2 separate regions of the Homo sapiens genome follow, and region 1 is linked to region 2. A link is an interaction called in ENCODE POLR2A ChIA-PET data of the cell type or tissue named here. Cell type or tissue: GM12878. All regions are shown on one strand. Links, peaks and the distances in the headings refer to the core of each region. The heading gives the core; the rest is flanking DNA.

Evidence for each region. Peaks named below come from ENCODE experiments on the same cell type or tissue, not always from the same donor. Only the 100,000 strongest peaks of a DNase experiment are listed, where the experiment ranks them.
Region 1: POLR2A ChIA-PET joins it to region 2 with 5 read pairs; 2 of 35 experiments call an interaction of 5 or more read pairs at or near these places.

Annotation. Positions count from the first base shown.
Region 1 is chr3:72,311,067-72,327,740 of GRCh38, reverse strand. It overlaps LOC105377159 (a long non-coding RNA gene), which reads left to right and starts at 10,636. Exons shown (of 3, transcript XR_940960.2): 1 at 10,636-10,846; 2 at 12,026-12,081; 3 at 15,244-15,389. RefSeq lists an enhancer at 8,392-8,933. In GM12878, for the core only: no CTCF peak of the experiment used is centred there; no DNase peak of the experiment used is centred there.
Region 2 is chr3:72,417,790-72,434,463 of GRCh38, reverse strand. The region is part of intron 1 of RYBP (RING1 and YY1 binding protein); the gene reads left to right. Among named protein-coding and RNA genes, the nearest start is that of RYBP, 20 kb to the left of the region's middle. In GM12878, for the core only: no CTCF peak of the experiment used is centred there; a DNase peak (open chromatin) is centred at 7,615; H3K4me3 peaks cover 642 bases; H3K27ac peaks cover 1,009 bases.

The sequences.
Region 1 (16,674 bases), core at 607-8,606, 100 kb after region 2:
GGTATATAGATAGATGGATAGCTAAGTAGACAGAAACAATGGGTGGCTTGGTATATAGATGGATGAATAGGTGAATAGGTGGAGGTAATGGACAGGTGGGTTGGTGAAAGGATGGAAGAATGGAAGGGTAAGTTGGTATATAGATGGATGACTAGGTGGGTAGGCGGAGGCAATGGGTGGATTGGTATATAGATGGATGAATATGTGAATAGAGGTAAGGGACGGGTGGGTTGGTGAGTGGATGGATGGATGGGTAGATGGATAAATGGATGGATGGATGGGTATGTGGCATATAGATGGGAGGATAGTGAATACATAGAGGCAATGGGTGGGTAAACTGGTATATAGATGGATGAATAGGCGAATAGATGAAGGTGACGGATGAATGGATGGATAGGTTGGCAATAGATGGATGGATAGGTGAGTAGATGGAGGCAATGAGCGAGTGGGTTGGTGAGTGGATGGATGAATGGGTGGATGGGTAGGTTGACATATAGATGGGTGGATAGTGAATAGATGGAGGCAATGGGTGAGTGGGTTGGTGGACAGATAAATTGGTGGATGAGTAGGCTGGTATATAGACGGATGGGTGGTTGAATAGATGGAGGATGGGTGGGTAGATTGGTGGATGGAGGGATAGATAAGTGGGTTGGGAGGCAGACCCATGACTTCGACATTGTTAGCACAGGACAATCTGTGTGATGCCATTTCTGCCAGATAAATGGCAAAGAATAAGTTATCGACAGAACCCTAGGGCATGCTGGGTCTGCACTCAGCAGGACAGCCTGAGGGTTTTCTGGGCCACCAGCTGTGACTTTGGAAACCAGATGGATGATGCATCTTGAGCATCAGGAGGAGGCTGTGGAACTGTTTTAAATGTCAGGATATCACCCAGCTATGAGATTGGGGCTTGACGTTTGTCATGTTCCTGAGCATTTGTTTTAATGACTAATTATTTCCCTTTTCTGACATGGCTCCTTGGAAGGGGAGCAGGGGAGCTTGGCTGGAAGCTGGAGACCTGTGCTCGCTCTCAGCAATTGAATTCACTAACAAGCCAGAAGTGAATTAACCCCAACCTGCCAGGTGCAGAGCAAAACCTGGAGGCCCAACTCCCAGGCCCAGCCAGGTGCTGCTCAGCTGGGAGTCCCTTCCAGGGTTGGCTGGCACCTGCAAAGAATCCAGAAAGATTAAGCCAAAACCCAGGAGGATATCTGAAGAGTTAAGGAAAGGTAGATTGTTGACTTGAAAGTTACTTGATTTTTCCCCAACACAAAAACAAGATAAATGCCTCAGGTGATGGATATCCCAATCATCCCGATTTGATCATTACAAACTGTATGCTTGTATCAAAATATCACATGTGATCCCCAAATATGTACAACTATGATATATTAATTAAAAAGAAAGTTACTTGATTTTGGTCTACATGAAGTGATTAACCGTGTGTGTGTGTGTGTGTGTGTTGCAAGTACTTACTATGTATAGAACATTATATAAATACTTCACCTGAATTATCTCATGTCATCCTTGCAACAGCCCTTTGAGGTAGACTGTATTATCATCATTTTCCTCATTTTACAGATGTGGAAACTGAGGGACAGAAGTTGTTACAGTGGTTTTAAAACATGCCTGCAAATCCTGTGATACGTCCTTCAAGAAGTAAAGCCTAATTCCCTTCCCCTTGAGTATGGGCTGGGATCTGTGACTTGATTGCAAGGAATTAGAATGAGGTATAGATGGCACACGTGACCTCTGAGACTAGATTAAAATGGTGATACAGCTTCTACCTAGCTCTGTCTCTCTTGAGACATGTGCCTTTGGAGACCTGAGCCACCATGGAAGAAGCCAGGCTGCCTTGAAGCCATCATGCTGGAGAGACCACGTAGGGAGATCACACACAGAGAGAGAAAGAGCCCCAAGGAGCCCCAGCCACTCTAGTCTCAGCAGTTTGAGTCTTTCCAGCCCAGGCAGCAGACATGTAGGTCAGGAAGCCTTGGAGATGACTCTCGCCCCAGCCCCTGCCTGACTACAACTGCATGAATGACTCTGAGGGCCAACCACCCAGCTGAGCCCAGCCAGCCCCCAGAACCAGGAGTGATCATAATAGAATGATTCTTGCTATGTTTGGGTGGTTTATTATACATCCATAACTGATACGATGGTGAAATCAGCTGCCCTGTATCAAGGAGCTGGAGAAGAATGGAAACAAGATTGGAGCCAGACAGGCTGGTTCAGGAGCCATGAGCTCAGCCCATAGAGCATCCCGCCCTGCCTTCATGGTCTTGCAGATTTAGTCTATCCATTGCATGGACTGGCAAGGCACTAGACTCACCCTTGTAGGCTTGGAGAATTAATTTAAAAATTCAAGTAAAGCACTTGTGTTCAGTGCTTGGGACATGGCAAGTTCACCATCTTAGTTAATGGCAACTCCATCCTTGCAGATGCTTAGCCATAAATCTTGGCATTATGCTCAAATTCCTCCCTTTCTCTCGTATCTCACATATAAGGTGTCTGCAGACCTGTCTGGTGCTACTTTCTTTTAGGTCCAGAAAGCTATGCCTTCTCCCTCCCTCCCCCTGTCCCTTCACTGCTACATACTGGTGGGAGCCTGCATTACCACAGCAGTTTCCTGACTGCTCTCCCTATCTCAGTCCTGGCCCTTTTAGTCTCTTCTCAACACAACACCCAGAGAGATCCCCTTACAATGCAAGTCAGATCATCTCTCGCCTCTGCCCAAAACCCTCTTGTGACAGCCCATGTCTCTGAGCACAAAAACCAAAATTCTTGCTTCAAGTGATTTCCAATGCCCTACACTCTCTGCAACTCCCTCTCCAATGCTTACCTCCCTGACTCATCTCCCAACTCACCCACCCTGGCCTGGTTTACTCCACTCCAGCCACACCGAGTTCCTCGCTGCCCCTTGAACATCCTGGGCACATATTCATACTACCTTGAGGTTTCCAGTTGCTATTCCCTTGGCTCGAATTGCTTTTCCTGTTGCTGACCAAATGGCTTACTTTCAGCTCTTTCAGATCATGGCTCAAATGTCATCTTCTTATTGAGGCTACTTCTCACCACCTATTTAAAATGATGCTCCCTTGTCTCTATCTTTCCCTCTTTTTGGTTTTTTCTTCATAGCACCTGTTGCTGTAAAACACATCAATATCTTTTTTCTTATTCACCTTGTTTCCCGACTCTCTCCACTAGAATGGAAGCCTCACCAGGACAGAGATTTTTGTCAGTTTTGCTCACTGCCCCTAGCATAGTGCCTGGCACATAATAGGTGCTCACTAAACAGTTGCTGAGTGAATGAAGGGATGTTGGCTGTTGTTATTAGGGAGGCCAGTTAGGAAGTTGATGGGCTACTCCAGGTGAGGACAGACTGTGCTGTGGAGATGGAGTGGGCAGCGCTGTGGTATCTGGTGGGGAGGCATGAGGATGTTCTGGGTGTTTTGGCCTGTGTGGGAGTGTGGAGACAGGGTGGGAGGAGCCGGCTGCAAGGGAAGAGGAAGGTGGCAGGTTGGTATGGGAGAAGCGTGAGGTGTTTCTGGATGTCCATGTGAGGATTAGGTCCCTGATAGAAATGCAGGCGGGAGGCATGGTGAAAAGTCCAGCGTGGAAGAACCCTGGAAACCCCCAGAGAGTGGTAAGGTGAAGCGGCTGGGAACAGACAGAGAAAACAGAGTTCCTCACTCCAGTGCCCACACGGTCAAGTGGGTTGCGTCAGGGAGCAGCAGGGCCTATGGCAAAAGAAAGTGCGAGTGTCACTGCCAAGAGAGACAGGGACATCTCCCAGTTTCTGTCAGTGTCAGTGTGTTGTCATGTGGGAGACAGGCCCAGGCTTGCAAGAGCTTCTGGTTCATTGAGGGAAGCCAGAAATCTGAATTTTCATGTGAAATTTACTGGGATTTTTTTGAGGCAGTTCATTCAAACTTTGCAAAAGCACTGTATGGGCCAAATAAGCCACCTCTGTGAGCTGAATGCAGCCCATGGGCAATCAGCTGGCAAACTCTGGGGTAAGAGGAACAAGGAAGAAGCTGGGGCAGAGCCCTGGGGCCATGGCTGCAGGGTTTGCTCTCTGAAGGAAATCACAGGAGGTAGGAGGTTTTGGGAGAGAGTGGGTTGGAGTGCTGGGTATCACAGAAGGCCACGAGTTTGAGAATGGAAATTTGGCCTACAGAGCAACACAGAACAAGTCTGTGCAATGGTAGGGGCAGAAGCCATCTTTTCAGAGCCATCAGAAAGTTTCCACCTGCTATGGCTGAATGTTTGTGTTCCTCCCAAATTCAAGTGCTGAATTCCTAACCCCGAAGGTGATGGTTTTAGGAGGTGGTGTCTTTGGGGGGTGATTAGGTTAAGGGAGTGGAGCTCCCCATGACTGGGATTAGTGCCCTTATAAAAGAAAGAGACCCCAGAGAGCTCCCTTGTCCCTTCCACTCTGTGAGGACACAGCAAAAAAAATGTCGTCTATGAACCAGGAAGAGAGTCCTCATCAGACACTGGACCTGTCAATGCCTCGATCTTGGACTTCCAGCCGCTGGAACTGTGAGAAACAAATTTCTGTTGTTTTCAAGCCACCCAGTCTATGGTATTTTGTTATAGCAGCCTAAACATACTAAGATACCACCTTATTTACAAGGGACAGTAAGGAAGAAGGAAGGAAAGTGTCTTTGCTTCAGAGCAGAGCTACCCTAGAAGGGAGTGGTTGAGGACTGCTCAGCCAGTGTGAGGCCCATTCCCCACCAATCCCATTTGAAGGGAGATGGAGCTGCTGACACCTTCCGGTGGCCTCCTGCGATGTTGTGAATCACAGACTTTGTGAAATGAAAGGTTAATGATGTTCAAAACAGAAGAATAAGGTTCATCACTCCCACCCCCAACTCCTGTTCCAGGTGCAAGGCCTGGGGTGAGCTCCTTGGTCCGTCCACCTGAGAGCGACTGTGAGAGCTGGAAGCAGCACCGCCCAGCAGTGCTTTCCTCATGCACAGCCACCTTCTCCATCTGTGCCGCCCAGTACAGTAACCACGTGGCTGCTGAGCACGTGAAATGTGGTTACTGTGACCGAGGGGCTGGATCTGTTATTTTATTGAATTTTAACTAAAATAGCCTCATGGGACTAGCAGCTGCCATATTGGATTATGCAACTCTAGAGGTTTGGAAGAAACATCACGACTACATAGGCAATGACTCTGCCCTTCCCTATCTCCTTTCTCATCTCTCCTGAGGAGGAGGGAAGGCCAACAGGGAGCCTGGTGTCCTGGGTTGGGTCACTCTGTATTGATAAGACCCTGTGAGTGTGGCTCCCTTTTCTCTCTCTTACCTCCCAGGGGCTGGATAGCGAGGCTGAGGTGGGGCCTGTCTTCTTGGGGCTCTCAGGGTCATCTTGTCCTCTCTCTTTCTTGATTCTTATAGGCAGCTCTGGCACTCTGGTCTTATCAGGCCCAGAGAGAGCTGGACATAGACCAGGGCTTAGTGGACTGGACACAACTCCATGGGTTGTGGGCCTGAGCCTTGAGCTTCAGCTCAGTCACCCACCTACGGGTTCTGCTTGCCTGGCAGCTAGCCGGGCTCATCATAAAAGGACCACGGTTAGTTTCCTTCCCCTGATCTCTCAGGTGAGGTTGTCTCTCAGAAGGACTTGGTGGGACAGGAGTAGGGGAGGAGTGGCCTTGGTTTGGCAGGATTCAAGCATTCTTGAGTTCCTAAAACATTTGCATCTAATAGGGTCTCAAGCCCCTAACAATGGTATTTTCTTATTTTTTATTCTGGTATTCAAATAATAATGATAATAATAAAATTAACTTCACATATAATATAGAAACATATTCCCATTGTAAAAGATGAAAATAATTCAGGAAGTCCTCCCCATAGATAAAATTGCCTATAGCCCTCCTCCCAGTCTTCCTTCTGTACACACACACACACACACACACACACATGCACACACACACACACACCAGCAGGGGTGTTTTAACCCCCACTGCCAAAGATTATACTATATATTCTGTGACTTGCTTTTCTCACATATCATATCTTGGGGGAATCTTTCCATATCGGTTAATGGAGGTAGATCCCACTCCTTTTAAATTGCTGCATAGTATTCCATTGTACTCACGCAGCGTGGCTTCCTTAATCACTCCCTGTGAATGGATATTTGTTTTCCCCCCTAAATTTCGATATCAAAAACTGTGTTGCAATGAGCAATTTTGTACATACCTCTTTGTACATGTCTGTGAGCATAAGCAGACACACACACAATAGGGAGGTGTGTAGACTGTGGTTCAGCAAGTGTTCACTCCTCCCCTACCCCAGCCTCCATGGGAGGGGTGTACCTCCCATCCAGTTGACATCCAGCTTGGCCCCGTGACTTGCTTTGCCCAACAGAATGAGGGCAGGAGTGAGGGGCACCAGTTCTGACTTTAGGCCTGAAGAGGCCTTGAAAGTTCCCACTTGTCCCTCTTTGGCTTCTACTTTCATCGCGAGAGTAACACTCCCCAGGGAGCTATTGGTCCAAGAAGCCTGAGAGACACAGTCTGGAGCCCAGCCCAGCCATGTCCAGCCTAGATCAGCTGAACCCCAGCCAAACAGCAGGCAAGTAAGTGAGAAAATAAGTGCTTGTTGTTCTCTCCAGCTGAGAGTTCAAGGTTGTTACACAGTAAAAGTCGCCTGACACAAGTGAAAACTGGTAGAGCTCTTAGTGTCTGTCAGAATGTTTAATGATATGCCCTTTGACCTAGGGTTCTACTTCCAGGAGACCAGCTTTCTGAAACATTCCATGGAAGACATATGGACGGTGATCTTTAGATGGACTCCAGCTGGAGTCCCACCAGTCCAATTGATGGGTGGACTGTCCAGGCATTGAGCTTCCCGGTCACTTAGCAGCTCATACAGAGTGTCAATGAGGGGGCTAGGAAGGCCTTTATTGCCGGCCCCCTCCCCAACCCCTATCCCTTGCACAGTGTGATAGCTCCAGAGGTCAAACAGCTCCCATAGCTACACATGTGTGGGTACCACCTGGCTTTTCTGCAGCCACACAATGCTGACTTGAGAGAAAGCCTTCCAGTCTTATCATCTTAGGAGCCTTCCCCAGCAGGACCAGTGGCTCCCACACAAGAAGTTCCCGTCCCTAGAGGGCTGCGGGGGCACAAGGCTGGCCGGGGAGACTCATAAGACAGAATGCTGGCAGAAAGAATACTTTCTCATTGGGTTGAAGTTGACTATTTTCCATTCACCCCCTAAGATAGCCAATCCCTTTTACTAAAGAACCACATTTCCAGACCTCCTTTTCCCCTCAAGGTCCTCCAGTGGCATCTAGAATTGGGTTACGTGGGAGCCTTGTTGGGTGAGAAGACGCTCAGGGCAGTGATAAGGGGTTTGTCGCCTGGGTCTCCCGCCTCGTTCCTCAGCTGCTCACAAAAGGTTGAGGGGTATAAAATTGACTCCCACACAAGGCCCTGCAGACACCTTTGCAGATAAATTCCTGTTTTGTTGCGGGGGAGCCCAGATGGAATCTCGGGGCTGGGAAACAGATCTGCAGGCTGGCTGTCCCCACTCGCCTCTCGGTTCATCTGTCACTGTTCGCTCACTGCTGATAATTCTGTCAAGTTGGAGCACTTGCCTGGTTTGGCAGCAAATTGAGTCGAGGATTCTCCCCCATTCCCTGGTAGAAACTTACTGTGTCCACGGATATTGGGGGTGATGCTTGAGTTGGGACCAGGGGGTGGCTTCATGGTGGGGGCCTGGGGTTATTGAGGTCTTCATATCCAGCCAAGATTATGAGCATCTGTGCATCAGCCTGCAGTGGCTGCCCACCCACAGGGGCCAGATGAGCCGAGAAAGCTGTACTCATCAGTCATCCCTGGATGTCCACTAGCCCATCCCGAAGGACCTGCTTCATCCCAGCCTCTGCTAAGAAATCCTCCCACATAATAACAAAGGTGGGGGGCCCATTCCTTTTTAACTGCTTCATAGTATTCCATTATGTACACGTGGTGTGACTGCTGTGTTGTGGGAGAGGTGGACATTGACTGAAGTAATGTGGGGACATGACTGATTATTCACAGGCTGGTCAGTGATTTACCAGGTGCCAGGCACAAAGCCCTGCCTAATTGGTACAAGAGCGTCTCATTTCACCCTCCAAACAACTTGTAGGGTAAGTACTATTATCCCCATTTTACAGGTAGGGAAATTGAGGTACAGAGAAGTTAAGACATTTGCCCAAGATGACACAGCTAGTAAGTAGCAGGGCAAGAATGCAGCCCAGGCCTGACTTAACCCCCAAGGCCACCCTTGTAGCCACCACCTCCCTCAAGGAGAAGCAGAGGAGATGGCTGCTGAGTCATATCCAGGGCCCAGTACTCAGGAAATTTGCTGAAGTCTTACCGTTGAAAGAGAAGATAAGAGGACATGACTGCACCTCACTCTTTGTGCCTGTTAGAGCCCCAGGTATGACAATAACCCTCCCTGTCCATACTCAACAGCTGTGAGGAGCCAGGGTGGGTGTCTGGCTGCTGCCAGTGACAAATAGCTGAAACTCAGCAGCTGGATCCAAAGCCTTCGGCTTTTGGTTTTTTGCTTTTGCCTGAAATAATCAGATAATTACAGCTGAAGCAAGTCACTCAGCTTGACTTGCAGAAGCCAGTTGCCTCCTTCCTGGACTTGTTCTCCCCGAGGGAAGCCTTGGCTCTGCTGTCCCAGACTCTGGTGTGATCATCTTCAAAGCCAACACCCTAAATCCCAGCCTCAGCTCTTGTTCTGCTGCAACCAGAGAACCTGGGCCTGGGGGCTTCAAGGAGATGCTCAGATTGACCCTTCCTGGTCGCAGGGTGTGGGACGGGGTTGCAAATATTGCCAACTGAGTTCTCCCCAGCTCCGACCATCCTGTAAGCAACCCGGAGCGCTGGGGGCCAGGCTGGGCTGGGCCTGGTGCCTGGCCGCTCCCAGCAGATGTGCCATTTGAGACTCCAGCATGCTCACTCTTCTGCCTCCAGCAATCCCAGGCTGGGCCAACGCTAATATTTACATTCAAAGGCAAGGCTGCAGCTCAGGGCTGCTTCCGTCCCTGTGGCTTTCCTGGGCCCAGGGGATAGATTTGCAGAGCAGGGTGTTGGGAGACAGCTTGTGTGGGCTGAGCGAGATAGCAGGCAGGGAATTAGGCCCAAGGACTCAAATAGCAAAAATAACTGCAGTGATGATAATAGCAACTATTTATAAAGTACTTACGATATGCCAAATGCTGGGATAAGTCTTTCCCATGCATTTATTTATTTATTTATTTATTTGAGACAGGGTTTCACTTGATCACCCAGGCTGGAGTGCGGTGGCCCGATCACGGCTCACTATAGCTTCGACCTCCCAGGCTCAGGTGATCCTCCCATCTCAGCCTCCCGAGTAGCTGGGACTATAGGCACATGCTACCATACCTGGCTAATTTGTGTATTTATTTAGTAGAGACAGGGTTTCGCCCTGTTGCCCAGGCCGGTCTCAAACTCCTGAGCTCAAGCCATCTGCCCTCCTCAGCCTCCCAAAGTGCTGGAATTACAGGCATGAGCCACCGTCCGGCCATCCCATGCATTTTAACTTTAGTTCTCATCCCCAGTGCCCCAAGGCAGGAGTATCACAGTTTTACAGGGTAGAAAACAGAGGCAGAGAAAAGTAAGTAACTTGGCTAAAAATCATACAGCTCGGAGGAAGGGATCTGGGTGCACAGCTGAGCGAATGTATCTTGGGACTCCTAAAATCAAATGCCTACAGGGGCTGGGTGGTTTAATTCGATGAGTAAAATCTGGTAAGTTTAAGGGACTAGGGAGGGGTGGGGATTGGGGCCACGGGGATGGAACACACCATCTATTGCCCACCTCCAGCTAGTTGTTGCTGCAAAGAAATGTGTGCCCTGTGGGGCCAGCTTGTCTGATTTTCAAAAGAAAATCTTAGCATGTTTGTTTCTACAATCGGGGGGGAAACACATATTTATACATCTACAGGTTTTTATTTGAAGTCTTCTAATTTTTCAATGTTGGCAACACATTCCTTTTCTAAAAAAAAAAAACACAGCCGGAGCCAAGTCAAACATGTGTTCGGGTGACAGCACTGCTGTAACTGCTAAGCCCAGCTCGCTCACACTGTGCTCTACCTCCACCACGCAGGAGGCAGGACTGCGACTTCAGCTTGGAGAACCACAATCTGGATTGTCACCCCTGAACCTCTTTCGAGGTGGATGTTTGGGTGCACCCTTGGATCCAGACCACTAGGTCTTTGCTGGGCCCTGCACTTCAGAAGGCCTCACTCAGGTCCTCCTATAGCCATGCCTCCTTTCCACCAGGTGGAGGATCTGCTGGGCCTAGAGACCCCTGAATTTCCTGACCCAAAGGCCTCGAGTCCACTTTCAGGACCTGCGCGTCAGTTACCTGTTGCTGTGTAATAAGCCACCTAAACTTAGGGGTAGGAAGCACCAATCATTTCAATATTATTCTCAATCCTCTATGGGTTCTGGGGGCTGACTGGGTCAGTGGAGAGGCTCTTCCTTGCGCCTCTCCTGAGGTCCTGTCAGAGGGTGGCTGGGCTGGAATCACTCACATCTGCAGTTGATCTGGCTGGGGCTGACACTCTGGCTGAACTGTGGCCAGAGCACCTGCACGTGGCACCTCCATGCGGCTAGTGCTTCCTCACAGCCTGGCAACAGGGTTCAAAGAGGGAGGACCAGGAGGAAGCTGAGCCACCTTTTATGACCTAGCCTTGGAAGTCACACAGTGTCACTTCCCCGTGCTTTATGGCCTGAGGCAGTCACAAAAGTTCATCTGGATTCAAGAGGTGGAGTTAGAGACTCTACTCCTCTTGAGGTGGACGGGTAAGGTCACATTGTAAGAAGAATCTATGGGACGGGAGATACTTCTAGGGCTGTCTTTGGAAAATAGACTCCATCTGCAACAGCCTGCACGCTGCTCTCCCCGAGGTCTTCCTGAGGATGCACCCTGCGGGAGGCAAGGCCAAGGAGCTACTGCCGGGGCTGGGGTGGATGGAGCCAGCTGCAGGCTGGGCTGGCACCCGCTGGGCGTGCACACAACACACACAAGGCCCTCTGACCCTGCCAGTGTTAGGGGCAGCCTGCCTGGAGAGCAGCACAGGACCCTTGGACTTGCTTTGAGGAGTCCCTACTGAGAGCAGCATGTGAACAAGATAGAGGACCGCTCCTGGGGGATCTGAGTGATGGCCTCCACTGAGAAGAAAGGGGTGTGGGGAGGAGAAGAGAGATGGAGATAAATGAGCCTGCTGTGTGTCCACCAATGTCCTGACAAATAAGTCTTGATTGAGGTAGAAGGGAGGCTCAGGGCTTGCAGGATGCTGTGCGGGATTGTTCGTGGGACTCCAGTTTGCAATGACACACTAGCCAGTTATCACACAGTGAAAGTCACTGGGCAGATTTGGGCCAAACTGCAGGCCTCTGTAGAAGGCAGGTGTTAAAGCACCGGTTGTGCATATCTAAATCACCTGGGGGGACCTGAAGACCTACTGATGCCTGGGCCTGCCCATCTTCAGGATTCTGATGCAATTGGCTGGTTTGTGGCCCATGCCTGGGGGTTTTTAAAAGCTCCTAAACAATTCTAATATGCAGCCAAGTTTGGGGTCCACTGAGCCAGAGGAGCAATAGCTGGAGGTTCTTGGGCCTTAATGAGGGAATGGCTTGAATAAGCCCAGATGGCAACGGAAGGCATTGCAGGTGGGAACAGCTGCAGCAAGAAGGGGCCATGGGAATACACACTGCAGAATTTGGGGTAATATTGGGGAGCAGTAAAACATAAGGTCAGGTATTCTAAGGTGCTGGTATTAGTAATAGTAAAAAATGGTGGCATTCTGCCAATCATGTGCTTTACTGATACATTCTTACTAGGTTCTTACAACAACCCTGTGAGGTAGATATTTTAATTCCCATTTTACAAATGGGAAAACAAAGGCTCAGACAGACTGTATGACTTGCCATAGCTAACCCTGAGCTGGGATTTTAATCTGTGACTCTTGAATTCTGAAGGTCGTGCTTGGAGGGTTCCTGGTGCAAACGTGGCGCATTCCAGAATTGACGTAGAGGTAACATAAAGCCAATGTAGTGAATTGGGGTTCTAGTGAAGTGGTGTGTTGGAGTAGGTATCTATGAGGTGGTGAGCATGGCAGGGTAGTGTGGAGGGGAGAAGATAGGATGGTGTGTGTGTGTGTGTGTGTGTGTGTAAGAGAGAGAGTGAGCGATTAAGCGAGAGAGAATGGTGGCCCATATCCCCTAAAGGAGGGTTCAACTCTGGGGACCTGAACAGCTCCTTTCAAGCTGTGCTTCCCTTTTTGCTGGGGGCAGGTCACTTGAGGAGGCCTGGACAGTCTTCTCCAGCCTGTGTGGTCTCATGGAGCCTCAAGCCTCCCGGCCTCAGCATGTGCTATTCTATTGAAATCTTACACGTTTTCCACCTGTTTCAACGCTGCTTGTCTTCGCATGCCTTGCTGAGATGTCACTAGCTCCTGGGGTCAAACTGAGTTTCAAGTTTGAGCTCTGACACATACTAGTCCTGTCTTCCTGGGAAAGTTACTCAACCTCCCTGATTCTCAGTTTCTTCAGGTGTAGAAGGAAAATAGTAAAAATAGTCCTTGCCTCAGAAGGTGCTGGGAGGTTTCATGTTAACATCATGCATGCAAGCTTTTAGGATAGAGCCTCATTCAGAATGAGCGCTCCTCAAAGGCTGCACCCACCACTCTCTTGTAGCGCCCACAGCTGTATAATGGCTGCCCCTCTTCGAGACTGGAAGTCCCTTGAGGGCAGAAGCCATGACTGGTCACCACTGAAGCCCTATGCCCAGCATGGAGTAGGCATGGTAGGGGTTGTTGGATGCTCATTCAGTACCTCTTCCCTCCTTGCCAACAGAACCCCAATGTTGCTGGGAGCAGGGATGTAGCTACCAAATAGATCCCACTTTCCATACTCCTTTGCAGCCAGAGATGGCCACGTGATGCATTCTGTCCCACCAGGTCATCTTAGGTTGGGCTCCTAGAAACAGACTCCTTGAAGCCAAGAGTCAAGGGCAAGTAGCTTATTTGGAAGGTGATTCCTGGAAGGGGAAATGAGACAAGGAAGAGAAGCCAAGTGCAGAGAGTGTGAGTGAGCAGCACATTATTGCTGGGGGTAACTGGGGCCAGATCCTGCTGGGAACCTTTGAGAGCTAGTGTACAACAGGTCCCCAATTTTCCCACCTGAGGGCCAGAAAGCTGGGGTGTTTGCCCACCAACTGCTGTCTGTCATTGGTTGATGCTGCTTCTGGGCAGAATTAATTCTGGCCTCTCTGTGTGGCAACCTGAGCAAGCTACTGGGGCTGAAGAAAGGAGTCTGTAGAAGGAAGGTTCTGTAGAGCCCAGATGATGAATGTCAAGGGGATGTGGATAGGGCAGGCCCCAACAGTGTCTGTTATGGAAGCGTAAGTCTACATTGTTGCAAGAGATTTCCAGAAAAGCCCCCAAATGGAGACCGACTCATCAGATATGGCCCCTTTTTCTCAGGATCTCCCCACTTTCCTTTTGCATAGAATACAGGCTTAATGGCTAGAGCTGTGGCAGCCTTCTGTGTACATGAGGCAAAAGCCTAGAGAGCCACCAGGACTTCTCTCTGTTCTGACACCTTTTAGTTATTATTTACTTGTGGACATTATGTCTTATAAGAAAAATAAAACCCCTCTCTTTAGCGTTTTAGGTGGCCATTGATATGTGAGTCTCCTGTTACTTGCAGTGTAACTCAATAGAAGTTCAATAATTCAAAAATGTTGAAGAATGAGTGAGGAAGCGGTGGGGTGGAGTGGAGAGCATCACTTACTTATAGAGATGCCCAGAGGTTTGACTATATTCCTAGGCCGTAAGCTCCTGAGAGCTGGACAGGGATTATTTTTGCTCTTTATTTTATCCTCGGCATTTAGACCAGTGCTTTGTAGAAGAGACTTGTGATCATTATTTCCTGAATAAACAAATAGCCAATGATCCTGGGGAAGGAGAGGAAGCTGCAGACGCTCTAGATACAATTTATTTGAGTTTGCATTTATGGAAAGTCTTTTCATATACTAGATTGTACTTCCCTTTTGCTAGAGGGAGAAGGTTTGAGGAAGGGAGAGAAGTGAGAGCAAATGAACTAGGATAAAGTATTAAAAGTTGGGTAGGTTAGATTTCCTCTCCCTGAGCCTCAGTTTTCTCATCTGTAAAGTGGGGATAATAACCATACCAGAGTTTGTTGTGGGGATGAAATGAGAGAATGTATAATCAGTGATTTGCAGAGTTCCTGGCTCACAGTGGGTCCTCAAGAAAGGATACTTAATTATTATTATTGTTTTTGTTATTACTAATAGGTACCAGTACTGGACCCTGCAGAAAATAACTAAGACATGGGTCCTTATCCTCAGCCCATGATTCCGATAGGAGGAACTCACTGTATTATGAGGGAGGATAAATCGTATGATTTCCAGTTTATAACTGGAGACATAGACTCTGAAGTGTTATAAAATGTACCTGAGGGCCTGGTACAGATCTGTAATCCCAGCACTTTGGGAGGCTGAGGTGGGAGGATCGTTTGAGCTCAGGAGTTCAAGATCAGCCTGGGAAACATGGTGAAAACCTGTCTCTACAAAAAATAAAAAAAATTAGCTGGCTGTGATGGTGTACACCTGTAGTCCCAGCTACTCGGGAGGCTGAGGCAGGAGGATCACTGGAGCCCAGGAGGCTGCACTGAGTCATGATTGTGCCACTGCACTCCAGCCTGGGAAACAGAGAGACTCTGTCTCAAATAATAATAATAATAAAATAAAAGATAAAAGGTACCTGAGATCAGCTGACTGGTTTGTGGCAGGGATCTCCCAGCAGCACCATGCAGGAACTCTGGAGGAATACTTGAAGTGTTACTAATTTAGGGACACATTCAGCAAAAAAATTCTGTGACTTGGTCTTGTACCCAGGATCAACATTTGACAAGCATCCCAGGGGGCTCTCTGATGGCAGCTCTAAGCCCAATCTTGCCTCACCTACTTCCCTCCCATCCTCCAGGCCTCCAAAACCTCCCAAGGCCATTCCAGCTCTAAACTGGAAAATGCGTTTGTTGAAAGGGGTTGAATTGGCATGAAATGACTAAAGGAGGTGCAGTTTAGCAAAGCCACGAACTGGAGCTACCTTCTAAATTAGGATGAGGGACTTTCTTTTCCGGATTAGTCATTGAGCAAGCTCCTTCATTCTCAGAACTGCCTCCGTGCTGCTGGTTGGACAGTTATTCTCACCAACAAGAAGGTAGACGATGGTTAGTCTATCTGCAGCTGCTCCCGCTTACTGAGGGGAAAAGAGAAGACTTCCCCTTGTAACCTGGCTGGGAGCCTTCCCAAGGTGGGTGAGGACATTTCCAAAATATTTTTTATGCTAATTAACGGAGGTATTAAAACGTACTGGCTAAATAATGCTGCCATTGAAAGAAGCAAAGGATGGAAGCACGTCTAACTTCCCTGTAAGTAGGCTTTCTTGTTGAACATTAAAACTCCCACAAATTCCCCTGTGGCTTCATCATAGACTCTGTGGTGACCACTACCTATGGACCACTGTTATGAGACCACTGTCTCATAAAGTGACTTTCTAAAGGCCTCAGATGGTCATCTTCAGAGCGTGGAGGAACAGGGGCCTGGGGCTGAGAAAACTTGATTGGTTTCAGCCTCAAGAAATCAGTACCAGCCCAGGTAATGTTGGGCTTTGGGTCTCTCCCTGTGCCTCCTTTGATAGTTTGGTGTCTTGAGGCACAAGGCAAGGGGACCTCTCCTTCCTCCAGCATCTTGTCACCTAAGAGATTATTTTCCTTTGGTGACACATTCCCACAGTCATAGGTCAATTTTTTTTTGTGAAACAAATCAGCAAAAAAAATCATCATGGGTCTTGCCATAAATCCTCAAGAGCATGTAGTGGGGTGGCGGGTGACTCTGAAAGTATGAAGGCATGAGGTTTTTATTCCTGGTGTTTCTCTCTACCCTCGTCCCCTCCTCCATTCTGGCTGCTGTGTGCATTTTGTTCTCATTGCCTCGGGAGAGGCAGCAACTCGGAGAGAAGAGAATGTCAGCTCTTGGCCTTGGAGTTGCAAAATCTTAGGCCTGCGGGGAGGAGAAGGACTGATGGGCATCAGTGACGGAAGTGGGGAGGAGAGCTGGGAACAAGATGAATTTCTGGGCCTGGAGATGGCAAGGTTTCTTCTGGGTGGGGAAGGAAGAGAGATGGAGGGGACACAATAAAGGAGAGAGGTCCTGCGGCCATGTGGGCTGGAGGAAACTCAGTTTCCAGGTACTGCCCAGCCCCTCCTGGAGAGGGGACTTGGGTCACCCACCAACAATGCCCAAGGGCTCTCAGTCAGCACCTCCACACCCTCCAGCTTATTACTGCGTTACCATACAGCATCAACACATGGGAGTTGCAAAGGTGGTCCTTTCTGTGGACAGCTGGTGGGACCTCCTAGCTCAGAGGGGAACCTCCAGCCATGTCCCGAGTGCTTGTCTGGCACCTTCGACTTCTCCCTCATGGATGTTCCTGTTTCAGCATCGCAGGCCATCTGCAAACTGTGGAGATGGGGTGGGGGCCTGGACACCTGCTGGGGTAGCAGTGATAGAAAGGACAAGAGGACAGGGTCCCTCAGCACTT
Region 2 (16,674 bases), core at 3,750-11,749:
GCACATGTTGGGAAACTGGGTGGAGATTACATGGGACCTCTGTGTACCATTTTTGCAACTTCCTGTGAATTTATAATTATTTTCAAAATAGTTAAAAATGTTGAGAATATGTGATGATAAAGGAAAAGGTTCATAATCAGAAAAACAAGTTACAAAATGATAAAATTACATGAAACTAATATTTCATACCATTCATACTAATACATATACCTGGAAGGAATGACTGATAAAAACCTTAACTCTGAGATGATGGATTCTTTTTTGCATTTCTGTAGTGTATGTGTGGATGAGTCAGTATCACTTTTATAGTTGGAAGAAAGCAGTTTTCCTAATAGGAAATTTTTAGAATTAATCTGGTTTGGAATATTTAAGTGACAATGTGTTTTTACATTAAGGGATTAAAATTTTTATCAGGCACACTACTAACTTAGTATTAAAACAGCTGTTAAGATTGGAAAGTATCTGAATGTATTCTTTAAAATATATTGTATTTGTAAATTTAAAATTGTTTCGTACTCTTCATATATAAGACATTTTGTGTGATGTTCTAAATCAGTGCTATCCAAAAGAAATATATTGTAAGCCACATGTAATTTTAACTTTCTAGTAGTCACAGGAAGAAAGTAAATTAAGCAGGTGAAATTAATTTTAAGAATATGTTTTATCGAACCAATTATATCCAGAATGTTTTTTTTAACATGTAACCAGTATTACAGTGAGATAGTTTACATTCTTTTTTTCAAAGACAGTCTTCAAAATCTAGTGTACATTTTAGGGTTACAGCAAAGTTTAGTTCAGACTAACCACATTTCAAGTGCTCAGTAGCCACCTTTGGCTAGTGGGTACCATATTGAAGAAGAGGATGAGTAGTTGGGAGTGAGGGCTTTGATGTCAGACCCAAGTTTGAGTAACAGCAGCTCTGCCATTTGCTCACCTTGTGACCTTGGGTATGTTACATGAACTTGTGCTTTTGTTTTTCATTTATAAGGTAGGGATAATAACTTCTCCATAGTGGTATTAGAAGGATTAAATGAGTCAATGTAGGTAGCATGCTTGGCACAGGACTGGGCACAAAATATGTACTGTAAATAGTATATGTTACACAGTGATAATTTTTTAAATTCCCATATATTGTGTACTGAATTGAATGAGTAACCATTCTAAAAGTGTGACTGATTTCTTAGTAGTAGTAGTAGTGAGTAAATATATAAGCAGTACATGAAATAATCCTTACTTTTTACAATTAAAGTTTTGGATCCTTTTAAATTATGACTGATTGAATACACAAATATTTGAGTACTCATGTGCAAAATATTGTACCAGCCACTTGAACATTTAGAAGGTAGATCTTAAGATGATATTCTCAGATACTGTATATTTACATAAGTACTTGACATTTTGCATGCCACTTTTGTGTCTTTTTTTTTTTCAATTAATACTCAAAGCAATCCTGAGAGATAGTTGTTACTCTAACTTTCACAATTGAAGACGCTGAGTTTCAGAAAAGTAACTTACTTGGTGTCATACCCAGTTAATAGAATAGAAGACAGGTGATTTAATTAAATGGACAAATTTAATGTGATGTTTAAAGTGTTTCAGCTACACTCCTTTGATTATTTCCCTTCCAACTTTGCCATCTTTTCCAGGACCATTTAAATTAGAGGAGGACAATAAGATGTCACTTGAGGAGTTACCTTGCTCCGAATTATCCTGAGGTTATTAGCCTATTCAGATAAGCTATAATGTAAAAAGTTAACATAAGCCTGTATAGATTAGATGATTTATTTTGCTTGTTGCAGTGTTTCTCTTTATAAAGTTGAGTATTCTTCATCCTGTCTTTTGGATACATATACCTATAAAAACGGGCCAAGAATATGCATTCTGTGCTGACTGCCTTAAAATCGGATTCTTTGAAGTGTAGTTTGTCGCTTCACTTATTCAGAAAATTACACAATTCTTTTAAGGAACTGCGTGCCACCATTAAAATCACTAGTGAAAGGCAGTGAGTTTGTGAATGATTGACTTTCCCAGGGCAGTGGTGCAGTGGAAGGCACTCGTTACCTGGGCAGAGTTAGATGGAGCATATTTCATTAGTCGTTCAGGCTCTGTGTTCTAATGTGTAGATTTTGTTTTCACTGTATGCGTTGCTGGCTTTATTTCCAGTTTCTTCTCTAGTTAAAATATGGAGGAAGTCACAGGACATCCAGTTTGTTCTTGGGTACTATGGGACAAAATATATGACAGTAAACTATCAGCTCATCTTGGCAAGTACTTTTGGTGTGGACCACTGAAGCATATTTGTAGGAAGGGAGTTACATTTTGGTGCTCAGGATGGGAGTGATGATAGTTTCAAAGATTTCTATTTTGGAAGAGGGATCTCAAATGCCTAGGGTTTCTGAAAAATTTCACTGTATACAGTTTCTGCTACTGCAATTACGTTATAAATAAATGCTTTAATTATAAGATACAACTTTATATGTGTAAAGATGTGTATACTAGGTTAAGATTTAAAACCGTGGGTTGCAATTAAAATAAAAGATTCCCTGAAATTCATGGAACTGGACGATGTCTTTCCTTTCCTTCTTTATGTTTTTTTAAAGACAGGGTCTCGCTCTGTTGCCCAGGCTAGAGGGCAGGAGCATGCTCATAGGCCACTGCAGCCTTGAACTTCTGGGCTTAAACAATCTTCCCATTTCAGCGTCTCAAGTAGCTAGGACTACAGGCTTGTGCCACCAGGCACAATTTAATTTGGTTAAATTTTTTTTTTTTTTTGTAAAGATGAAGTCTTGATATGTTGCACAGGCTGGTCTTGAACTCCTGGCCTCAAGTGATCCTTCTGTCTTGACCTCCCAAAGTGTTGGGATTACAGGCATGAACCACTGAGCCTGGCCAGAACTAGATGATGTCTATGTCTTTTCCAGTTCTAAAATACTGTGTTATGTCAGTTTGGGCAATTTGTCATACAGTAAGATGACTCTTAAAATTTTACAGTGCCAAGTTACTTGTCTACAAATATATAGAGAAGATAATTTGTCATTTATTCTCCCCCAATGTGTTGTATAGATATTCATGCGTTTTGTGACGACTTTTCTTTCTTTCTTTCTTTCTTTCTTTCTTTCTTTCTTTCTTTCTTTCTTTCTTTCTTTCTTTCTTTCTTTCCTTTCTTTCCTTTCTTTCTTTCTCTCTTTCTCTCTTTCTCTCTTTCTCTCTTTCTCTCTTTCTCTCTTTCTTTCTTTCTTTCTTTCTTTCTTTCTTTCTTTCTTTCTTTCTTTCTCTTTCTTTCTTTCTTTCTTTCTTTCTTTCTTTCTTTCTTTCTTTCTTTCTTTCTTTCTTTCTTTCTTTCTTTCTTTCTTTCCTTGTTTTTGATGGAGTCTCGCTCTGTTGCCCAAGCTGGAGTGCAGTGGTGCGATCTCGGCTCACTGCAACCTCCACCTCCCGGGTTTAAGTGATTCTCCTCCTTCAGCCTCCTGAGTAGCTGGGACTACAGGCGCCTGCCGCCATGCCCAGCTGATTTTGTATTTTTAATAGAGACGGGGTTTTGCCATGTTGGCCAGGCTGGTCTCAAACTCCTGACCTCAGGTGATCCACCTACCTCGGCCTCCCAAAGTGCTGGGATTACAGGCATGAGCCACCGTGCCTGGCCGCATTTTGTGACTTCTAAAGAGGAAAGCTTTATCTTAAAAATTTTTGGTAGTGTTATTTATGTGTAGCTGAACGGTTTTCTTATTTAAGTTATAATTAAGGTTTTAATTTGGAAATCTTCATTCAGGGGTTAACAAATCTTTGCCCCATTCTAAGAAATTAAACTCAATGCAGACTGACCAAAGACAAGATTCAGTCAGTCTCCTTTTCAGGATCTCTGAGATGAGGGCTTCAGGACAGAACACCTGGTATGGAAGGCTAGTGTTTTCAAGTATAAACAGGTGTACTGCAGCCCTAAGGCTGTTCTTACTTAGACCTTGGTTATATTAATTAAAAGAATGACACTGATACATCTTTTTTTTTGAAAAGTGTTTTTATTACTGAAATGGTTAATACTGAATCATGCTCCATAGCAAAGCTTGGTTCTAATAGAACAGGTGTACATTGGGTGTTTTTCCTGCTTAACATTTTTTGATACCCATCCCTAGCATTCAGTCTGACACCAAATTCTGCTGACTTTATTTGTCCAGTATCCCTGCTGCGACTACCTTAATTTAGGTTCTCATTATATTTCATTTTTTATTTCAATTCTTAATTACAAGCCTGTATTGCCCAGACCTGTACCATTGCAGTAGCCTTGAAACTGTTCTGCCAAGTCTAGTCTGTTGTGCTGCCTAGAGATATCTCTAGAAAGCACATAGATCATGTAGTGTGCTTAAAAAACCCTGGATATACTGCCTCATTGCCCAAAGAGGTCTTGCCCTTCTTAGCATGCACTTTCTGGTCAAACTGTTCAGTGTCTGAACATGTTCTTTTATGCCACTGTGCTGCCTGCCACATGTACTTCTAGAACTGCTTGAAGACTTACCTCTTTGCTACCGTGGTAAATGCTAGCTTCTGCTTCAAGACCCAGCTCGTGGTAACTCTTTGGGGAAACCTTCCTTGATTCTTTTTTTTTTCTGTGACAGGATCTTGCTTCTTTGCCCAGGCTGGAGTGCAGTGGTGTGATCAAAGCCCACTGTAGCCTCAGAACTCCTGGGCTTACGCAATCCTCCCACCTCAGCCTCCCAAGTAGTTGGGACTCTACAAGCATGTGCCACCATACCCAGCTAATTTTTTTCTCTTTTTTTGAGAGATGGGGGTCTCCCCCATTTTGTCCAGGCTGGTCTTGAACTCCTGGCCTCAAATGATCCTCCCACTTTGGCCTTCCAGAGTGCTGGGATTACAGGCATGAGCCATTGCTGGGCCTTGATTTTTGTCTTTTGTGATCATTGAAGCACTTTGTGATATACTTACCGTACCACACAATCATGTTGTACTGGAATTTCGTGTTCACATTTGCTGCTCCATATCCGCCCCGTATGAGGCTCTCAGGGATAGAGACTGTAACCTGTTGAATCTTTAGAGGCAAGGTCTTACTATGCTGCTTTTGTGTTCTTCAAATGTATTTAGAGGGCAGTCTGTTCTTCTGATTTCTTATTTAAAATGTTTACTTTTTAAAATAATTGTGTGATATATTGGCTAACCCCCTCTGCAAATAGGTTTATTCATTTAAAACCTTTGGGAAATGCCTTGGAAATACTGCTACACTACTTTCCTTTTTCACTTCAGTTTCTAGTTTTACTCTGTGCATCATCTCTTTTGTTACTCTTAAGATGATTCCCTTGATTGTCTGTCTCTCTTTGAAGTTCATGCCTGCTTTTCTGTTCATAACAGGTACAACAGTTGATTGCTAAATAGGATTCTTCTGAAGCACTGTCTGTTTTAAAACGGTGATCCCTCTTAGTAGAGCTCCCATAGAATGCCTTCCGAAGTTCTCTTCTGCTCTGTACTCTCTGGCTGAAAGTTTCAGAAACAGAGCGACTAGAGTGGTCTAGAGTCAGAATACAGTGTAAGGAAGCAAAGGGGATGAAAATTGAGAAAATCGTGAAGTCTGTATTCTTCATGAGATTTTGCAGCTGAATAGGACTCAGAATAGTTGTAGTTCTCTTGGGCTAGATAATTGTTTGAACTGATAAATAATTTAGATACCGGAATTTTCTCTCTCCTTTTTCAGGAGCCACCTCCTAGATAATCTTCCTCTTCAGCTGGTACTGTTTTATAAATGAAGCCTCTGAATTGTTCATTAGTATTTTCAGACCTCTTTTATCTAGTAAGTTTTATGAGAGAAGACATTTTTCCTGATGAATTGGAATGTTTTGATTAAAATTTTTTTTTTATGTTTTAAGTTAATTTATTAGACATTAGTAAGCACTTAATTTTTGGGGCACAGTATGTGTGGAGACTAATGCTCAACTACAAAGTTAGTTTCTCCATAGATGTTATGTAGAAACTTCTGTAATCTTCAGTACCTAGTTTAAAAAAAATTAGAATTAGGAAATGATCTATATAGAAGTGAATAAATTTAGTACACAGTGACTAGATTGATCCCTAGATTGGGGGATTTTTGCTAATTTAATATTAGATTTAATCCTAATAGTTAAATCAACTGGTAATGCCATGAATAATTTTGATCCTTTTGTGGTTTTGAAAGATGTATTTTCAGAATTAATTTTATTACCCTCATAACATGCTCAGAGAACTTTGGTGTAAAGATAATGCGTTGTTTTTCTTGGTGGCCAATACAATCTTTTAAAGTGTACTTTTTAGCTTAGGTATCCCTGGAAGTTTTTGTTCTCAGTTTAATGATCTTGTCAAGTAAATACCACCTAATTATCTATTCCTATTCCGCTATCATTTATCCAGGCAATAGAGTTTTATATTAAATAATGCTTTAGGAATGAGAGATTTATTTGTAATTCCTATTCAGCTATCTTGTCTATAAAGCAAAATTCATACTTACAGTAGTTTGTATTCTCTTAACTTCTCGGTTAATAGGCAGTGTGGTGAAGTGGAAAAACCCTACAAACTAACACAATGACAAATACATCTTGGATATTTTTGTGTAGTTCCCTTGTCATTTTAACTTTTTCTAATCTGCTAATGAATCAGACTTTAGAGGAAAGAGATAAGAGCTGACCTTCTGACTTCCTCCATATAACTGAGTAAACCTATCGGGATTGTAGATTTCATTTCATTTCTTTTTTTTTTGAGACGAAGTTTCACTTTTGTTGCCCAGGCTGGAGGGCAATGGCAGGATCTCAGCTCACCGCAACCTCCGCCTCCTGGTTCAAGCGATTCTTCTGCCTCAGCCTCCCAGGTAGCTGGGATTACAAACACGCGCCACCATGCCTGGCTAATTTTGTATTTTTAGTAGAGATGGGGTTTCTGCATTTTGGTCAGGCCGATCTCAAACTCCCGACCTCAGGTGATCCACCTGCCTCAGTCTCCCAAAGAGCTGGGATTGCAGGCATGAGCTACCACGCCTGGCTGTAAATTTCATCTATAAGAGAGTGATACTTGTGGTGTTCTTGTGTTTATATATTTTTTCCTCTAAGAAAGTGGGCTTTTTGACTGATGGCTTGTTCTTTAGAGTCATAATATCTTTAGTGTATAGATAAACCAAAATTCTTCTATATTTCTGTGATGGAGGACATAATTTGACCTTCAGGTTAGTGAATATTTGCATTGAGTTGTGCAATATTTCTTCTACGTATATGAATGAACACATATCTGATTCTTGTCACAGGCTGTTTAGAATCAGAGGAAACAAGGCTTGTTGGTCTCTGCTGCTTTACTGCAAAAGCAATGTGAGAGTGATGAATGCAGAACAATTAGTGTAGCTGCCAGTTTTCAGTTGTCTTATATGATTGGAAAGTTCCTCATCTAAACACTAATTTATTTTAATCATTAAACTTTTCATTATTTTCTCCCTCAAAGATGCGCCCCCCCTCAATCAAAAACAAAAACCCACCCAAGCCCTAAAATTAAACCAAAAAAAGACTTCTGGCAAATAAAGTTGATTTGCTTTTCTTTCCTTACCTCTGGCCTTTGAAGATTCAGAGACTCAAAAGTAGTGAAACAAGTCATACTTCTCCCTATATCCTGCCCACAGAAACTTTCAGATGACATGAAGGAAGAAAGAACTAACTAGATAGTTGACTTTTGAGTAAACTCAGGCTTTGTTTCTTCTCTATCTTGTGGTAGATAAGAAAGACTTTGGACCAGATACTGGTGTGAAGATAGGAAGAGTAGGATTACTTTATTGTTGGGAATATGGGAAATATATTCAAAATATATGAAGCTGTGTTCCAGTGTAAATATGCTAGGTTGATTATCTCTTCCAGTCATCACGAAAACTACTTCATGCCTTGGTGAAACTGGCAACATGGGTTGTTTCTGAAGAGATACATGTTTTAATTTATGAGGTGTATTTTTTGTGTTTGTGTGTGTAATGGTAATGATGATATTCATACTGAATTTACTGCTACAATGTTACAATCTGTTGCCAGTTAAAATTACCCAGGAATGAAGATAGAGCATTTTGAAAATACAAGTTAGTGGTAAAATACTTTGTTGTACAAAAATAGAATTTATTTGTTGCATTTCTATACTACATCATCAAATAATATTAAACAGTTGGATTTTATCTCCTGGTAAAACTTGTCTAAAGTAAATGCTGTAGACTAATGTGTAATTTTGAATTATTTAGTCTCTGTATTTAAGAAAATCCAACAAGTATTATACTGCAGCCAGCATAAAAACACAGCATTTGCCATCCTTATTTAAAATTTTTCAGCTTTATTAAAGTGTAATTGGCATGTAAGTAACTTTACTTTTAAAATATTACCTGGGAAACTACCACTGTGAAGATAATGATCACATCTGTCACCCCTAAAAGATTTCTCCTGCCTTTTGGTAATTCCTCCTTCCTGTTCCTTTGTCACAGGCAGCCACTAATCTGCTTTCTGTCACTATAGATTAGTTTGCATTTTCTTGAATTTTATATAAAGATAATAGTGTATGCGTTTTTTTTTTTTTTTTTGGTTTGCCTTCTTTCAGTTATCATGGTTATTTGAGATTAATCAGTGTTTATTTTGTTATTGCTGAATAATATTCCATTGGGTGAACAATCTGCAATTTAACTGTCCGTTCACCTGTTGAGGGACATTTGAGTTTTTTGCAGTTTCTAGCTCTTACAGATAGAGCTGTTGTATGCATCCCTAAACAAGTCTTTGTGTGGACATATGCTTTTACTTCTCTTGAGTAAATACCTAGGAGTGGAATTGCTGGGTATTTTTAACTTTTTAAGAAACAAGCTGTTTCTCAAAGTGGTTGTATCACTTGAAATCCTACCAGCACTGTATGAACTCCAGTTTCTTCATATCCTTGCCAGCCTTGATATGGTCAGTCTGTTTAATTTTAGGCTGGTGGCAGGTGTCTAGTGGTAAAGTAGCTCATTGTGGTTTTATCTTCTGTTTCCCTAATAACTAGTGATGTTGAGCCTGTTCTCACGTGCTTATTTGCCACCTGTATTTTTATTTATTTATTTGCTTATTTTGAGACGGAGTCTCACTCTGTCGCCCAGGCTGGAGTGCCGTGGCGCAATCTTGGCTTACTGCAACCCCTGCCTTCTGGGTTCAAGCGATTCTCCCACCTCAGCCTCCCGAGTAGCTGTGTCTACAGGCATGCGTGACCATGTCTGGCTAATTTTTGTATTTTTAGTAGAGATGGGGTTTCGCCATGTTGGCCAGGCTGGTCTCAAACTCCTGGCCTCAAGGGATTCGTCTGCCTTGGTCTCCCAAAGTGCTGGGACTGCAGATATGAGCCACTGGGCCTGGTGGCCCCCTGTATATTTTTTAAATGTCTTCATATTGTTTACTCATTTTTCAATTTGGTTGTTTGGCATTACTGAATTGTCCTTTATCCTAGATTCATGTATATATTTTGAGAGTGTCTTTTGAAGAGCACACTTAACTTTTGCTTTTTGTGTGATAGTTAAAAAAATCATTACCAAACCCAAGAACACTAAGATTTTCTCATAGCTTTACCTTTAGAAGGTTTATAATTTTAGCTCTTATATTAAGTACTTGGATCCATTTCGAGGTAATATTTGAATACATATTTCTAAGGGTGAGGTAAGTTCATTTTTTTTTTTAAACGTACTGCTATCTAATTGTCCTGGCACCATTTATTGAAAAAAATTACCCTTATTGAAGTGCCTTTGTATCTTTGAAAATCAATGGGCTGTATATGTGTGAGTCTCTTCATTTTGTTTCATTGATCTTTCTTTACACCAGTACTATTACTTAAATAATGTAGCTTTATAAGTCTTGAAAATTAGGAGAAGTGTAAGACCTTCAATTCTTTTTAGAGTTATTTTGGATATTCTACATCCTTTGCATCTCCTTTAAAATGTTATAATTAGCTTGTCAATTTCGACATAAAAGGGATGCTGCTGGCATTTCTATTAGGATGCATTGCAGATATAGATACATTTGGGAAAAACTGAAAATCCAAAACATTGGACTCAGTATTCCAATCCGTGAACATAGGTATCTCTGCATTTATTTAGGTTTTCCTTCAGCAGTGTTTTGTAGTTTTCAGTCTCATTTGTTAGATTTATCACTATTTCATATTTTCGATACTGTGTAAATGTTACTATTAAAATGCCAATTTCTGGTTGTTTCCAGGTAGTTTATATACAGATTATTTTTGTATATCTTGTTTCCTGTAACTTGGCTAAACTTAATAGGTTCTAGGAACTTTTTTTTGTAGATTCTGTAGAATTTTCTCCATAGACAATTTTGTCTTTGAATTGAGACAATTTTTACTTTCCTTCCAATGTGGACACCTTTTATTTCTTTCGCTTGCCTGTTGTGCTAGCTAAAACTTCCAATACAGTGTTGAATGGAAGTTTTGAGAGTGGACGTTCTTGTATTAGTAAGTGTAATGTTAGCTGTAGTAAACATTTAAATAGGTTTAGGGAATTCCTTTCTGTATTAATTTGCTGAGGGTTTTTTTTCCTTAGTCTGGGTCTTGCTCTGTGGCCCAGGCTGGTGTGCAGTGGTGCAGTCACAGGTCACTGTGGCCTCAAACTCCTGGGCTCAACCTGTCCTCCTGCCTCAGCCTCTTGAGTGGCTGGGACTAATGCACCACTATGCCTGGCTAATTGTTTGGGGGGCCAGGGGGGTGGAGATGGGATCTCACTGTATTGACTACACTGGTCTGGAACTGGCCTCAAGCCATCATGCCATCTGGCTTCGGCCTCTCAACGTGCTGGCATTACAGGTGGGAGCCATCGTGCCCAGCCCACTGAGCGTATTTATTAAGGAACAGAAGTTGGATTTTGTCAAATATCTTTTTCTCCTGCATTTAGTAAGACAGTCATACAGTTTTCCATATAATGCTGGATTACATTGGTTGATTTTTGATTGTAGGAATCCTAGACCAACTTGGCATTCCCAGATTAAATCTTACTTTGTCATGATGTATTTTCATGATGAATAATCCATGTTGGATTATTTTGTTAAGAAAATTTGCATCTGTCGTCATGAATGACATTGGTCTGTACTTATTTTTTACCTTCTAGGCTATTTGTCTGGTTTTGGATTCACGGTAATGTGGGTCTCATAGAATGAGTTGGAAAATGTACTGCCCTCTTCACTTTTCTGGAAGAGTGTGTGAAGAATTGAAATTTTTTTTTTCCTTTTTTTTTTTTTTGAGACGGAGTCTCACTCCATCTCCAGGCTGGAGTGCAGTGGTGCAATCTCGGCTCCCTGCAACCTCCGCCTCCTAGGTTCAAGTGATTCTCCTGCCTCAGCCTCCCAAGTAGCTGGAGCTACAGGCACCCGCCACCACGCCTGGCTAATTTTTTGTATTTTTAGTAGAGACGGGGTTTTACCATGTTAGCCAGGATGGTCTTGATCTCTTGACCTCATAATCCACCCGCCTCAGCCTCCCAAAGTACTCGGATTACAGGCGTGAGCCACCGCGCCCGGCCTGAAATTATTATTTTCTTAAATGCTTGGTAGAATTTACTAGTGAAACCATCTGGTCTAGGATTTTCTTTCTGGGGAGGTTTTACTACAGATTCAATTTATTTAAAATACATAAGGGTATTCAGATTATTGATTTATTCTTGAGTGAGCTTTGGCAGTTTGTACCTTCCAAGGAACTTAGGAATTTGTTTGTTTTATTGAAATAGTGTTCATGAGATTTCCTTATCTATACCTGTAGAATCTGTAGAGATGTCACTTCTTGTTTTCATTGGTAATTTGTGTCTTTGTCTTTCGATGAGTCTGGATTATCAAGATTTTATTGATCTCAACAAGCTTATGATTTCACTTTTTGTTTTTGTTTTGTATTTCATTGATTTCTCATGTGATCTTTATTATTTTCTTTCTTTTGTTTATGTTGAGTTTCATTTGCTCTTCTGTTTTTAGTTTCTTAAGGTGTATACTTTGCTCCTTGGTTTGAAACTTTTCTTTTTTTTCAATATGGGTGTTTGGCGCTGAAGTTTTTTCCCTCAAGTTCTGCTTTAGTTGTAACCCACAAATTTTGATATTTTTGTGTTTTCATTTTCATTCAGTTTCAGATGCTTTCTAATTTTTCTTTTTTTTTTTTATCTTATGGGTTATTTAGAACTGTCATTTAGTTACTAGATACGTGAGGATTTTCCAGATACCCTTCCGTTTTTGCTTTCTAATTAAGTGATGTTCAGCTTTGTTACTTTGGTGCATAAACATTTACAATTATGTCTTGATGAATTGACCCCTTTTCCATTCTGAAGTTAACCCACTTTGTCCCTCGTAATAGTATTTGCTCTGAAATGTACTTTGGCCAATATTAGTGTAACCACTCCAGCTTTGTTTCGAATAGTGTTAGCATGGCATCCCTTTACTGTATTTGTGTCTTTGTATTTGAAATGAGTTCCTTATAGGCAGTATGTAGTTGGGTTTTGTTTTTCTAATCAGATATCATAATCTCTGCCTTTTAATTGTGGTTTGTAGACCATTTGTATTTAATGTGATTATTGACATGATGAGTTTTAAATCTACCATCTTGCACTTTGTTTCTACTTTATTTTTGGCTTTAGTTGTTTTTTAAAATATAATTTATGTCTTTTATTAACTTACTAGCTATAACTGTAGTTATTTTATTTATTTATTTATTTTGAGACAAGCTCTTGCTGTGTTTCCCAGGCTGGTGTGAAGTAAGGCAATCTGGGTTCACTGCAGCTTGGACCTCCTGGGCTCAAGCAGTCTGCCCACCTCAGCTTCCTGAGTAGCAGGGATTACAGGCACATGCCACCACACCTGGCTAATGTTTTGTGTTTTTTTTTTTTGTAGAGACAGGATTTTGTCATGTTGCTCAGGCTAGTCTTTAACTCCTGAGCTCAGACGATCCACCCGCCGTGGCCTCCCGAAGTGCTGGGATTACAGGGATGTGCCACTGCTCCTGGCCAGTTATTTTAGTTGCGTTAGTATACATCTTTAACTCAAATCAGTTTGCCTTTAAGTGGTATTACACATCTTCACATACAGTCTAACAACTTTATCAAAGCTCCTTTTTTCCTTCTGGCCTTTGTGCTGCTATTGTAATACATTTACTTCTGCATATGTTGTAACCCTCCCCACAGTGTTGTAATAATTTTTACTTTAAGTAGTCCGTTATTGTTCAAATATTTAAAAAAAAGAAAATTTCCCACATTTTTATCATTTCTTGTGCTCTTCATTCCTTTGAATAGATCCACATTTTCATCCAGTAATATTTTTTTTTCTACCTAAGGGACTTTGTTTAATATTCTTATAGTACAGGTCTGCTGGTGATTACTTTTAAAAAAAGTTGCAAATTTTTTGTTTTGCCATTTTTCTGGTAACAGCTTTATTAAGGTATAATTCACATATTATACAGTTCATCCATTTAAAGTGTGGAATTTATGGTGGTTAGTACATTCACAAAGTATGAACCTTTGCCATATTTTGTTACCCTCTCTCCCCAACAAGGAATCCTGTACCTTTTAGCGGTCACCCTCCAGCCTTCCCCAACTCCCAGCCCTAGGGAGCCTTTAAAATAGTATCTGTCTCTAAAGATTTGCTGTATCTTAGAATTTTGTATAAATGGAATCATACAATGTTTGGTCTTTTGTGACTGTCTTCTTTCAGTAGCATAGTTTTCCAGGTTCATTTATGTTGTAGTGTGTGTATCAGTACTTCGTTCTTGTTTATGGCTGAATGGTATTCCATTGTGTAGACGTGCCACATTTTCTTATCCATTCATCAGTTGATGGACATTTGCTTTCTACCTTTTGATTATTATTAATAATGTTATTGTGAACATTTGTATACATACATATTTGTGTGGATGTATGTCCTCTTGGATATATACCTAGCAGTGGAATTGCTGAGTCAAATAAGAACTGCCTTTAACCTTTTGAGGAACTGCCCCACTGTTCTCCAAAGTGGCTGTAGCATTTTACATTCCCACTAACAGTGGTTTCCCATTTCTTGCCCTTGTTTCAAAACATATTTTCAATGTGTATAGAATTTCCAGGTTCGGTTTGTTTCTTTTAGTTGTCTTAAAAGATGTTACTCCATTGTCTCCTGGGTTACATAATATTTGATTATCATTTTTGTGTGTGTGTGTGTGTGTGACAGTCTCACTCTGTCACCCAGGCTGGAGTGCAGTGGCGTGATCTCTCCTCACTGCAACCTCCCTCTCCTGGGTTCAAGCAATTCTCATGCCTCAGTGAGTAGCTGGGACTACAGGCATGCACCACCACGCCCGGCTGATTTTTGTATTTTTAGTAGAGATGGAGTTTCACCACATTGGCCAGGCTGGTCTTGAACCCAACCTCAAGTGCTCTGCCCACCTCCCAAAGTGCTGGGATTACAGGCGTGAGCCACCATGCCCGGCCAGTATTTGATTATCATTCTATCGTTTTTATCTTTGTTCTTTAAAATAAGTCTTGGTTTCTCTGACTGCTTTTAAGATTTCACTTAATCACTGGTTTTTTAGCATTTTGATTATAAACAGCCTTGGTATAGTTTTCTTCATGGTTGTTGGGCTTGGGGTTTGCTGAACAGCATTTTGCCACCTTATTTAAAGCTTATATCCTACTGGGAAATCTATAGAATTTTATAAAATGAGAATGTTAAATCCTCATTCATATTAAGAAATATGCCATAGCCTATCTGGCCAAGAAGAGCTAGAATCCTTTAGATTGCCCTTGGTTGCTACTGTATCTTTCTCTTTGGAAAAATTTCTTTAAGACAGGTTTTAGAGATATTGCCCAAGCTTTAACTAAAAGCCAGTGATTGGCACAAGGTTATGGAGCACATTAATAGTAATAGAGCCTGCACTGGACTCTTGGTCTACCCTTGGGTCTTCCCATCAAATTACACCACCTCTCTGACAAACCAAGTACTAGGGAGATGACCAGGGATACTCCTCTGGACCCTGTGAGTGTGACTGCTGCTGTGCTCTATATTTTAGATTCCTTTACCTCTAAGATAGAGAAAGAAATGGTATGCCTCATGCCCCTTCCTTTCTCCCCTTATCCATCCTTCCCTGTCTTTCAGAACTATGGTAGACTCATGTGTATTTCATAATGAAATAAAAACTATTCAATTTCCAGCTCTTTCATTTCTCCATACAAACACTTCCGTGAAACTCTTTTTTGTTATAGTCCACAAACAATGATAACTATCTCAGACTTCCAATTATGTTACTTTAGGAAGTCTGTGATTTGGGTTGGCTTGCTGTTCTCAAACAGCGGTTAGCTTGACCAACTTTTTTATTTGGTACGATGGGCTTTGGGATGTGAACGTGCTTTCTCTTGACATACGTTTCTGTTCTTGTGCCCACCTTATTTCCCCCTAGCGGGCAGTATGTATGAGTGTGGGTTGGTGATTTTAAGTTACCATCTGTATCACATCCCTAGCGCTTCCTTTCCCTTTGTAAGATTTCCTTTGTTTTTAGAATCCTCTCATATTGGTTATTCGACGGTCTTTGTAGATAATTATGGAGTACCTGGAGCATTTTGGCTGAAGTGGAATGCTTTACATGTCTTTATCCTTTTTGAAGCTTATCTGATTGGTTGTACATTCCCATGCATTAGAAACAGATCATCTAGTAATATGGAACATCCAGTCAGCTTATCTTGCAGAGTTCAGGAAGTACATGTATCTTCCGGAAGTATCTTCTGGCGTTCAAGAGGAATTTTCTAATGGAAAACCAAAATGTTGTAATTTTGAGAAATCTTTTTTAAAGTTAAATTGATTGAGGTATGATAATATAGTAAGAGTAACCCTTTTTGCTGTATAGGTTCTGTGAATTTTGATGAATTTAAGTCCTATGATGACAATCAAGAAAAAATAATGTAGTTTTAATTTTCATTTCCTTGATGACTAATAATAAGCATCTGTCCTGTGCTTATGTGAGTCATCTATATATTTCTTTGATGAAGTGAGTTCAGATTTTTTGCCACAATTTCTAGATTGTGTTGCTTTCTTATTACTGAGTTTCTAGAGTTTTCTGTATATTCTGAGTAATAGTTTTTAATTAGGTATTTGTTTTGCAACTATTTTTGCTGAGTCTGTGACTTTCCATTTCATTTTCTTTTGATTTTGACTTTCCATTTTCTTAATGGTGTCTTTTGAAGAGCAGAAATGTTTGATTTTTATGAAATCCAGTATATCAATTTTTCTCCTTAAAGGCTTATGCTTTTTTAGTTCTTCTGTATGGAGAAAGATATGGATCGAGGTTCTTAATTTTGATGAATGGATGCCCCATTTTTTTCTGCACCATTTGTTGAAAGACTCTCTTCTCCATTGAGTTGATTGGCATATTTGTAAAAATCCTGATTACTATTAATATATATGTGTGAGTTTATTTCTGGACTGTGTTCCATTGACTCTTAAGTGTCTGACTTTTTGCCAATACCACGCTGTCTTAAAAATTGTAAATAGGTAAATCATGAAATCAGGTAGCATCAGCTCTTCAATTTGGTACTTTTTTTCCAAAATTGTTTTGACTTCTAGGTGTTCTCTTTTTCCATGTAAATTTTAGAGTCAGCTTGTCAGTTTCTATGAAACTTGCTGGAATTTTGACAGCATTGCATTGAATGTGTAGATCAGTACTCTTCAATAG